Regions from separate parts of the Homo sapiens genome. Here region 2 is linked to region 1. A link is a loop called in an ENCODE intact Hi-C map of the cell type or tissue named here. Cell type or tissue: heart left ventricle. All regions are shown on one strand. Each heading gives the region's core, and the rest is flanking DNA. Links, peaks and the distances in the headings are about the cores only. Region 1 has its middle 160 kb from the start of LINC02380. Region 2 has its middle 96 kb from the start of LINC02380.

Evidence for each region. Peaks named below come from ENCODE experiments on the same cell type or tissue, not always from the same donor. Only the 100,000 strongest peaks of a DNase experiment are listed, where the experiment ranks them.
Region 2: a loop joins it to region 1, with 11 times the contacts of the local background. A loop is called at or near these places in 2 of 110 quality-filtered maps.

The regions. Positions count from the first base shown.
Region 1 is chr4:57,267,703-57,273,092 of GRCh38, forward strand. No RefSeq gene overlaps it. Among named protein-coding and RNA genes, the nearest start is that of LINC02380, 160 kb to the right of the region's middle. In heart left ventricle, for the core only: no CTCF peak of the experiment used is centred there; a DNase peak (open chromatin) is centred at 2,889; H3K27me3 peaks cover 82 bases.
Region 2 is chr4:57,327,417-57,332,806 of GRCh38, forward strand. No RefSeq gene overlaps it. Among named protein-coding and RNA genes, the nearest start is that of LINC02380, 96 kb to the right of the region's middle. In heart left ventricle, for the core only: no CTCF peak of the experiment used is centred there; no DNase peak of the experiment used is centred there; H3K27ac peaks cover 294 bases.

The DNA of each region.
Region 1 (5,390 bases), core at 137-5,136:
TCTGCTGCTCCATGTGGCTGCTCCACAAAAAACCACACCTCCAGCCTCTTTTGTGCCTAGCTTTAGCCATGTGACTTGGTCTGGCCAATGGGATGTGAAAGAAAGTAATCTGTGTAAATTTGGATTGCACCTTTAAAAGAAAAGAAACTTGCCCTCCCTTTCTCTCATTCCTACTTGATTCATGCCAACTCTCATCGAGACTATTATGTGACAGAGAAATAAACATCTATCTTATTTAAGTCCCTGTAGTTTCGTCCCTTGTTGCAGCTCAACTAGTGCAACAGTCTGATAAAGTCTAAATTATAACTCTGGATTTCCTGGATCTCATTTCCTTTGTTTATTACCCATGACATAACACATAATGAAGTCTTTCAGGGCTAGAATCAAGTCTCTGGCATTTTTTTCTAGTTCTGAAAGCCTGACAATGCTAGCCACACCTATCTATCCAATAACTATATGTCAACCAATGCCAGTCTGTCTACACACCAAAATAAAAAAAAAGGGGGACATACAATTTCATTCTAAGACAGTGATATGAATCATAGAAGGACATCGTGACTGAGATGATCACTCAGTCATAGAAATCCATATTCTCTTCTTCTGGAGCACACAGTTGAATTACATTTCCCGGCTTCTCTGCATCTAGGGGTGGCCGCATGACTGAATTTTTGGTTCATTCTGTTAGATCAATATATCTTTAAATCTCTTTACCTGCATTCACATTGTTTACCACTCTAACTTCTGTTTCTATCTTTCTTCTCTACTTAGGTTAACTTCCCTTGGAGTCCACCAAAATTGGTGTTCTTAAAATCAACCTCATGCTTCCTCTAAATTGAGAAACGCTTTTCCCCACTGCGTCCTGTCACCCTATCACAATGTTCCAGCCATGTCCAACATTCATCTTTGGGTTGCATTTAGAGAGAAACTGTTGATTCAGAAAACTAAGTTCACACTAATGTGCGTGCTTTCTACTTCCAATTAATTTTTCGTTGTTCTTTTCTGCAGTATTGTTTTTATATACTTCTTATTTCCAGCCTGTCTTGGGCTGTATGCCACATTTCCGGCCTTGGGAAAAGTATGTCTGAAAGAGCATAGGAATATCTTTTACAACATTCTGCTTTCTCTGACAACATAATGCCAGCTGCAATCTTTGTTTCTGTTTGTTCTTCAATTGTCCTTAGAGTAGGAGCATTTGTGTATTTCTAACTTGGGTATTCTCTTCCATTGTCAGATGCCAATTATAGCGTATGTTGGTGGAACTAAAACTAAAACATGTAACCAAATCAATGAATGCTCATTAATAAAATGGAAAGTACAAAACTTGAAGCATAGGTATCATTTCTAGCAGCTTACTTCTTTGCAAAATAAAAGATCGACTGTGTAAGGAGGTACTCATGTTAGTGCCCAGCATACAGTTTTAAATGTCAGATGCTCATAAAGTGGCCTTCAAAACTCATTTTGCCTATATACAGACTAATTTTGTCAGAGTGTGAATTTACTTTGCCTGCTGCTAACAGAAGAAATCTCAACTCTTTAATGTGGCCCACCTCGATCTACCCCCACTGGGGTGTCCAGGCTACTTCCGCAACATTGCCTGGGTGCCTCTCTGTTCACCTTCACCTAAGGATACTACTGGTATTATTTAGGGTAACACAAGCTCCTGTCACAAGTAGACCCCAATGCAGAATGATTCAAACACAGTAGAAGTTCATATATGTTTTACTCACTAAAGAATCCAACGTAGGTGCTCCTGGTAGGCAGGAGAGCTCTCCTCCATGAGGTCTAGTCGAGAGTCAAACTGATGAGAGCTCTGCGGTCTTCAGCACGCAGCATCCAGAGCTGCCCTGGTCATCTTTGTTCCAGCCAGTTAGAGGGTAAACTGGACAGAAAGCCCATGTGAGGGGTTTCTGGGCCAGCCCCGTCAGTCATCACTTCTAATCATATTCCATTAGCTAGAATTTTTAGAAGGGTGGCCATACTGAATTGCACAGGAGTTTTAGGAAAGATAATCTGGCCAAGTGTAGAAGAAGAGGAAATGGATAATTGTGAACAGCTAGTAGCTTTTGCTACACACTCTTTTATGACTCTGTCCTTTTGCTCATACAACTTCTTTAGTCTACTTAGTTTTCAAGATCTAGCTCAAAAGCAACCTCTTTGTCTAAGCCTCCTAGTTGCAATGACTTGTTCCTTCCTCTGTCTTCCATCTTGAACCTCTGTTATGGCCACTTTTGAATTCTACTTTGTGCTCTGTTAGTTTTTTATACATTGGCCTTACTCACTTAACTGTGAGCTCCTTTAGCACACCACCATATTGCGGTGGGGGAAAGCAGAGGTGTGGGGGTCACACAGGAATGGCTTTAAATCAGCTGTGCTACTTTTTAGCTGTGAGACCTTGATCAAGTCACTTTCTCTGTCTTCTCATTTTCCTCACCTAAAGAACGTGAGTAATACTGCATAGTGTGGTAGGAAGGGCTAACTGAGATAATACTTGAAACTTCCCGATGGGATTTCGTAAGAATAAATTCTCTGTAGATGTTAATGTTGCAGCCCTTTGCCTCTTCTATAGTGATTTTTCCCTTCATTGGCATTTAAAAAGATGCAGCTGAATTGAGCTCTGAGTCCTCTGCCTTCACAGCACTACAGTAGCAGAGGTTCAAGTCAAGAGCATGAACTACTAGTATATCCAGCATGGGCAATAGAGGCGAGGACAGAAGGAAGCCACTTGGAATAGCGTCAATATGTTAGCTATGTAGGCGTTCACTCAGCTCTGGAGGACTCATCGCCTGCTTAACGAATTGTGTTAACTCCAGCCAAGCTTGCAGCTGCCTCTGATGACCTTTGAGAATTGCTGTACACCAAGCAGCGGCTGCTTCATTGCAGATAAGGCCAGAGGCAGCAAGCAGAGCTCAAGCCAGGGCTGCCCCAGGTGACCCATTTAAGCCTCTGCCAAGAGCTACTGGGGCACTGGAGTGAGAAGAGAGGGGTTAGGGGAAACTAGATACCAAGAAAATGGCAGAAAATGCGTCACAGATGATTTTACCCAGTATTGTTTACTCTGATGCCTATCCCTGTTCAGGCGCTTTGGAAAGTACTATTTTAGCCTCAGGCATTTGCCTGGGTGAGGTGGAAAAAAGAAGACGAAAGGATGTAGACCTTTGCTGGCTTATTGTTGTTGCATCTTTAATTTTCCCCAAGTGAGATATTTCAGTATTATACTGGAATAGGTATCCATCCCGAGCTGAAGAGCCATGTGGAGCAGTGGTTAAGAGCAGGGCAGTGGAGCCAGGCCACCTGGTTTGACTAGCATCCTCACAACTTTTTCCCCCAGCTTTTCTGTGTAATTGACAAATAAAAATTGTATATATTCAAGGTGTACAAAGTGATGTTTTGATATATATGTACACTGCATACATATATAATACATACACTTATTTATGAATACATATACATACATTCATGCATACATCATGAAATGATGTATACAATCAAGCTAATTAACATCTCCATCACCTCACATAGTTAGTAGCTTTTTTTATGATGAGAATCCCTAAGATCTTCTCTTTTAGTAAATTTCAAGTGTACAGTGCATTATTATTAACTATAGTCACCATGCTGTACATTAGATATCCAGAACTTGTTCATTCTGTCTGACTGAATATTTGTACCCCTTTACAACATCTTCCCATTTCCTCCACTCCCAGCCCCTGGAAACTGCCATTATACTCTCAGTTTCTATAAGTTTAACATGTATATATTCCAAATGAATGAGATCATGCAGTATTTGTGTTTCTGTGTCTGGCTTATTTTACTTAGCATAATATTGTCCAGATTTATCCGTGTTGTTGCAAATGACAAGATTTCCTTCTTTGTAAAGGCTGAATAATATTCTAGTGTGTTTGTGTCTGTGTGTATACATACATATATATACCACATTTATATAGACACACCACATTTTCTTCATTCATTCATTCATTCATTCATTCATTCATTCATCTATAGGCATTTAGGTTCTTTCCATATCTTAGGTATTGTGAATAATGCTGCAATGAACAGGGGAGTGCAGAGATTTCTTTGACATACTGTTTCATTTCCTTTGGATATATACCCAAAAGTAGGATTGCTGGTTCACAAGGGAGTTCTAGCTTTAATTTTTTGAGGATCCTTCATACTGTTTTTCATAATGGCTGTACCAATTTACACTCCCACCAACAGTGTGCAAAGTTTCCCTTTTCTCCACATCCTCACCAACACTTGTTACCTCTTATGTTTTTGATCATAGCTTTTCTAACAGGTGTGAGGTGATGTCTCATGGTGGTTTGAATTTGCATTTCTCTGATGATGAGCGATGTTGAGCACCTTTTCATATACCTGTTAACTGTTTGTATGTCTTTGGAAAACTGTTTATTCAGGTTCTTTGTCCATTGTAAAATCAGAACATTTGTTTTTGCTTTTGCTTTTGCTATTGAGTTGTATGAGTTCCTTATACAGTTTAGATGTTAACCCCTTATTGCACATATAGTTCGCAAATATTTTCTCCTATTCCGCAGGTTGCAAACTTACAGCTTACATGTTGTATAACTTCGCATCACCAAATTGCTCTGTGCCTCAGCTTCCTCATGTGCAGAGTGGGCCTAATTAATTATCTGATGGAACTGTTTTAGGATTGCATGTGTTAATATATATAAAAGACTTAGATCAGGGCCAATGGTAATTGGGGTATAAATGTTTGTTAGGTAATATTTATATGTATACGAACCAAACAAAAAAACATTTCTCTCCTTTCCTCATCATTTTCCACAGCTAGTTTTATTACACTTCCTGAAGATTAAGAGCCTCCAAACACTTCAGTGGTTACAACAGTTGATTTGACTGTCCCCTAAAAATTCATGTGGAAATTTAGTGGCCAATTGACAGTATTGAGAAATGGTGCCTTTATGATTTGATTAAGTCATAAGGCCCCACCCTTATGAATGGATGAAGGTCATTATCCTGGGAGTGGGCTAATCACCTCAGGAGTGAGCCCCTGATAAAAAGGATGAGTTCAGCCTGATTTCCTGTCTTTCTATCCCACATGCTCACTTCTGCATTCCACCTTTCTTCCATGGGATTGCCCTTGCCAGATGCTGGCACCATGCTCTTGGACTTCTCAGCCCCTAGAAATGTGAGAAATAAATGGATTTTCTTTATAAATTAACCGATCTGTGGTATTCTGTTATAGCTGGACAGAAAGGACTAAGACAGGTTCAGACCTGTTTGGTGGATTAGATGTGTTTATGGCTGTGTAAAGGAATCTCAAGAGGGTTTTTGTCGAGGCAGGGAAGAAAGTTGAGAGATAACTTACCACATGGAAGCCAGAGTCTGGCTTGACTAGAAGATGAATTTTTGAGGTT
Region 2 (5,390 bases), core at 117-5,116, 60 kb after region 1:
TCTCCTCTCTCAACTACATCTTCAAGGCTCAACTCTGACTTGGTGGAGGAAGACTACCACTGTGCTTTAATAAGTAAGCATAGGTCCAGCTGGTGTGGACTAATATCCTCGCTCAGCTGCTCCATATCCCTGACACTAGAAAAAAAGCCAAGGTGACAATTTCCATCAGTCCAGGGAAAAAAGGCCATGGAGTCGAAAAGCAATTTGAGTTATAGAAAATATAGTACTGTTTCTTGCACACTTATGTTGGTGGACTATTATTCATACTTGCTAGCTTTGTACATTTTTATTTCTTTTTCATTAGATACATATTAAGAATATAGAAAAGCATACAAATGCCACCAATAGTTCTAACATTATTTTATCCAATTTTTGAGGTACAAAAAGTAAATGAATGGGGCCAGGCGCCAGTGGCTCAAGCCTGTAATCCCAGCACTTTGGGAGGCCGAGGCGGGTGGATCACCTGAGGTTGGGAGTTCGAGACCAGCCTGACCAACGTGGAGAAACCCCATCTCTATTAAAAATACAAAATTAGCTGGGTGTGGTGGTGCATGCCTGTAATCCCAGTTACTTGGGAGGCTGAGGCAGGAGAATCTCTTGAACTCGGGAGCTGAAGGTTGCAGTGAGCCAAGATTGCACCATTGCATTCCAGCCTGGGCAACAAGAGCAAAACTCCATCTCAAAATAAACAAACAAATAAATAAATAAATAAATGGACATTTATTTCCTCTACTCATGCCCTCAATTCATAACACCTTGCCATCCAATCCATAATTCTTTTTAATTTACTTAAATATAGAAATGATATAATATGTTTATTTACTTCTGTAATTGAACAATTTAAAAATATTATTTAAGTACCCTGAGTGTGGGGTACTAAGGTGGGCTGTAGGAAGTGTGTGTGTGTTTGTGTGTCTAAAGGTAAGCTTAATTCTTACCCTTGAGGAACTGATTAATTGATTAACTACGTGTCAGAAATACAGAAATGAAAAAGATGAAAATATTCTAAAAAGAAATACATAACTACACATAAACAGTTTAGCCTAAACAGAATTATTTCTTAAAAATAGGTTAACTTTTGGGGAAAATAAATTATCTTTTTTCAAGGAATGAGATCATGTCCTTTGCAGGAACATGGATGGTACTGGAAGCCATTATCCTCAGCAAACTAACACAGGAACAGAAAACCAAACACAGCATGCTTTCACTCATAAATGGGAGCTGAACAATGAGAACACATGGACACAGAGAAGAGAACAACACACATGGGGAACTGTCATGGGGTGTCGGGAGAGGGAGAGCATCAGAATAAATGTCTAATGCACACAGGGCTTAATACCTAGGTGAAGGGTTGATAGGTGCAGCAAAGCACCATGGCACACGTTTACCTGTGTAACAAACCTGCACATCCTGCACATGTATTCCGGAACTTAATAAAATAAAATAAAATAAAATAAAATAATCTTTTTTTTCAGGGCCTCCAGTGACATTTAGTGCTTTACTTATTATACCTTTGAAGTGACTGCATTGAGTCATGCACTCAGAAATGGAATCATCTTAGATAGTATATGGCTTTATAAAGAAAATGAAAAATATCATTTTTTCTAGGCCAGCTAGAGCAATCACCTCTTATCTTTCTGCCCCAGTCTGCCTTCCAAGAAGCACTGTGTGAGGCCAAGCATGAAGAATGATTGGGAAAAGCAAGCCCCTCCATGGTACTGGTGGGAAGTGAGTAAATACAGCAATCTTTCATCTTATAAAACTAAATAACATTTCCTTACTCCCTCATGTTGGTTTAGGCTTTCTTGAGCATGAAAGGGGAATTTTCTTCTTCCTTTCAGACTAGCATTTATGAACCTCTAAATGGAAGTCCCTCTCTGCTTCTTCACTCAGACGAGGGACCTCGCTCCCATATCCTCAGGGTGTATTACACGGACCATGGACCACCGAGTGGGAGACACAATCCTATTTCTGGCACTGCACCCTGGCTTGCTGGGTGACCTGATATCAATCACTTAACACCTCTCCATTATCCTGACTGCAGGACAGCCACTGGAACATTCTCCCCTGTTTCTAATGTCATAGCCAGTCTTTTGCTGCAGGCTGGAGAACAGGACAGAGTTATGTCACTTGTCAGGGGAGTCAGGCACTCGGTGACTCGTTTTCTCTCGTATGATTGAATTGCCTTGGAGAAATCTACCGCAGCCTCAGAAGCAGATGGTGCGATTTTTACTTTAACCAATTAAAAACAAAACAAAACAAAACAAAACAAAATCCTGAACCCTACGACATCTCCCCAAAACACTGAGATAAAGTTTTGTAAAATTTTAAGAGTTAGACTTTTGGTTCTCCTGGTAATACATACATTTTTAGTGAGAAATAAGAAAATTTTGGAGATACTTGTAATCATAAAACCTTCTGATTAGAATACATTTTGGAATTAAGAATCAGCTGAAGAATTTTAACAAGAATATACATTCTCATATCCTAACCGAAATATGTTAATCCAGGGAGCCTAGGCATCTGCATATTAAGAAAACTCCTCAGAAAATTTTAATGGTCAGTTAAATTTGGAAATGATGCATCAAGTACACTAAATTAGACCTGATATCCACTTTCAACGTATTTCAATACTTGCAAAGTTGGGAAAATCACTAGTGAGAGAAAGAGTAAATTCTATTTTGGAGTTGCTTGGGAAATTATCAATTATTATCTCATTTGATGAAGAATGAAAACACTACTGTGCCTCAATTGCTACTGGTAGGTGATAGTAGGTATTGGATGCTCTCTGTGCCACATATACCTCTGTTATGGGGACCAGCTGTCCTGGTTTGTCTGGTATTCTCCCAGTTTTAACACTAAAAGTCCTGCATCCAGCGTGGTTGGGCATTGAGGTATTTTTCATGTGCTGTCCCTATTAATTCTCAAAATCAAACTAGGAGATAGATCCTGTTACTGACCTCATTTAACATTTCAGAAACTTGAGGTTCAAGTAGATTAATGAGCTTGCCCGAGTTTGCTCAGCATGCAAGTTGAGAATTGGGATTAGATTCTAGAAAATTCAACTCAAGAACCCTTTTTCTTCATCATTATTAATTCCTCCAATCCTTTCAAGAGTCATTCTTACGACTTCAGTTAATGGCAGATTCACCACTGTTGGTGCAAAAGGGTCCTTTCTAAGGGTCCTATTTGGGGCTCTCTGTTGGGACCTGTTTAATACTGGCCTTTCTGGGTGACAAGATCTAGTCTTGCTATCATGTTCTGGGAATGGATATAGGGTCTTCCTCTGGATTTTTTATTCAGCCCATACTTGGTTGTAAAATAAGTATTACACGTAATGGCCTCAAAGGAGAAGATAAGCCACAGCAGAATAACTTGAGGGACTGACGTTGAGGAGGCAGAAGGTGGTTTTGCCTGGCTGTAGACTGCAGGCTGTTGGTTTAGGAAGCATTTCTGGTGTAACTATGTATGCACTTCAAGGTTAGTTGTTTTATTTATTTTGCTACTGCTATTATTTGTATTCTTTCCATCTATTAGTAGAACTCTCAGCTTGTCTTCTATTGCCTGACCCTCATTGTTCCAAGAAATACTCCAAAGAAACTTGAACACTGACTGAATATTTTATGATTAAGAAATTATTGCTACTTTTTGAGATAGGATAATGATCTTGTGGTTATGTTAAGAAATACAGGACTCTCTTAGAGATTCATACCAAAATACTTACAGATGAAATAATTTTCTGTGTGGATTTTCTTTAAAATAATACAGTGGAGGAAAGGAGAAATGGCGAGGTATGTAGATGAAACAAGATTTGCTATATATTGATAATTCCTGAAACAGGATGATGGCTACATGGAGATGTTTTGATGTTCTTGCTACTTTTGGTTTGTTTAAAATTTTCATAATAAAAAGTAAAAGACAAGTCCCCAAAGGAGGATCAGAGAGGAGTCCTGCTATACCTCTGGGTAATCACATTGCATAATGTCACTCCAAGTGTTTTTGCTTTGATGTTCCACTTGAGATATTTTATTTACTTAATGTGACCTTGCTCATACTGAAGAGACTTTACAAGATACTACATTAAGCATGATTTTTTTTTTTTAAAGTCTATATCCCATGGACATTTCCTCTGTGTGCAGAAAGTGCCAAGCCCTAGGGGTGGGGTCCAGGATAGGCTCACAGGCTTGGTCACTGGCTTCCGGATTAGGACACCGTTAGGCCAGGAATGGGCTTAACTTGAGCCAGATGGGGGTGGAGTGGGGTCTAAAAGAGGGGACTTTACTTCCAGTGTGATTTGATTCTGCTTTTGCGCAGCCTCAGGCAGGACTCCCACATCAGATTTCCCATACCTACCTACGGCTCATCTCATCTCTGTTTAGTAATTTTCTCTTTTCTCCATTTCTTAAAAAATTCCTTTGCTTCAGGACACCTTATTAAAGCAACTCTCTTCTGGCTGTTAGCGTTAAGAATCTGTCAGTGTTTTCTATTATACACCTCTCTCAGCTGACACTCTATTCTTAATTGGCACTATTGTAGTGGGAAAAAAGACAAAAAGCTTTAGTTAATGCTAGGGACCAGGCTAGGGTTTCAATCTTAACACTGTGCATCCTAGGTTAGTAGGTTTAAGTTAGTCCCCTAATTTACTTGAATATCTTTTAGTCCCAGGGAACTTCTCTGTTATTTGCAGTGAGTGCTTTGTCTACACACACTGGCACATTCAATAGTCTTGTCAGAGTTCTTGTCACTGCCTCTTTGGGACAGCATACACTATGCCAATCATTTTAACAACTGCTTTCTGTGTTAACCAACCAAAGGGAAGTCCCTTTGCCAGGGTGATTAGATTCTTCACCTAAATTCAGCCCAAGCTCAATGGTTTTCCAAATAGGCAAACTCTTGGAAATATTGGAGGAAATACCAATCCTTCCAATTGGTATATTCCACAGGGTGGTAACACTATAGAATATACCAATTGGAAGGACTTTTAGAAATTATCTTATCTACTACCTTCATTTTATGGATTTTAAAATAGGCTAGAATATTTGAATGGCTATTCAAAGTCAGAAATCTATTTAGTACAATACAGTCTCTTGACTTCCATTTAGAAATGGATTCAGCCATTAGTATTTTTAAAATTCACTTTTTAAATAAGGATTTTCATCATAAATTAATGTGGGAGTTGAAAAAAGATATACTTCTTAAATATTTATTTTACCTTAAAACGTGTCAAATATCCCTTCATTTGCAGTTTGTGAAAGCTGTCCTAATTGGATACCCATAAGTATCATCTTTAATTTTCACTTTCTTTAAAGGAACTTGAGTGGACTAAAATGTATAGATATTTGTTAAGGAATCTGACTGCAGAATTCTAAATTTTTAAGACTAAGTCTTTT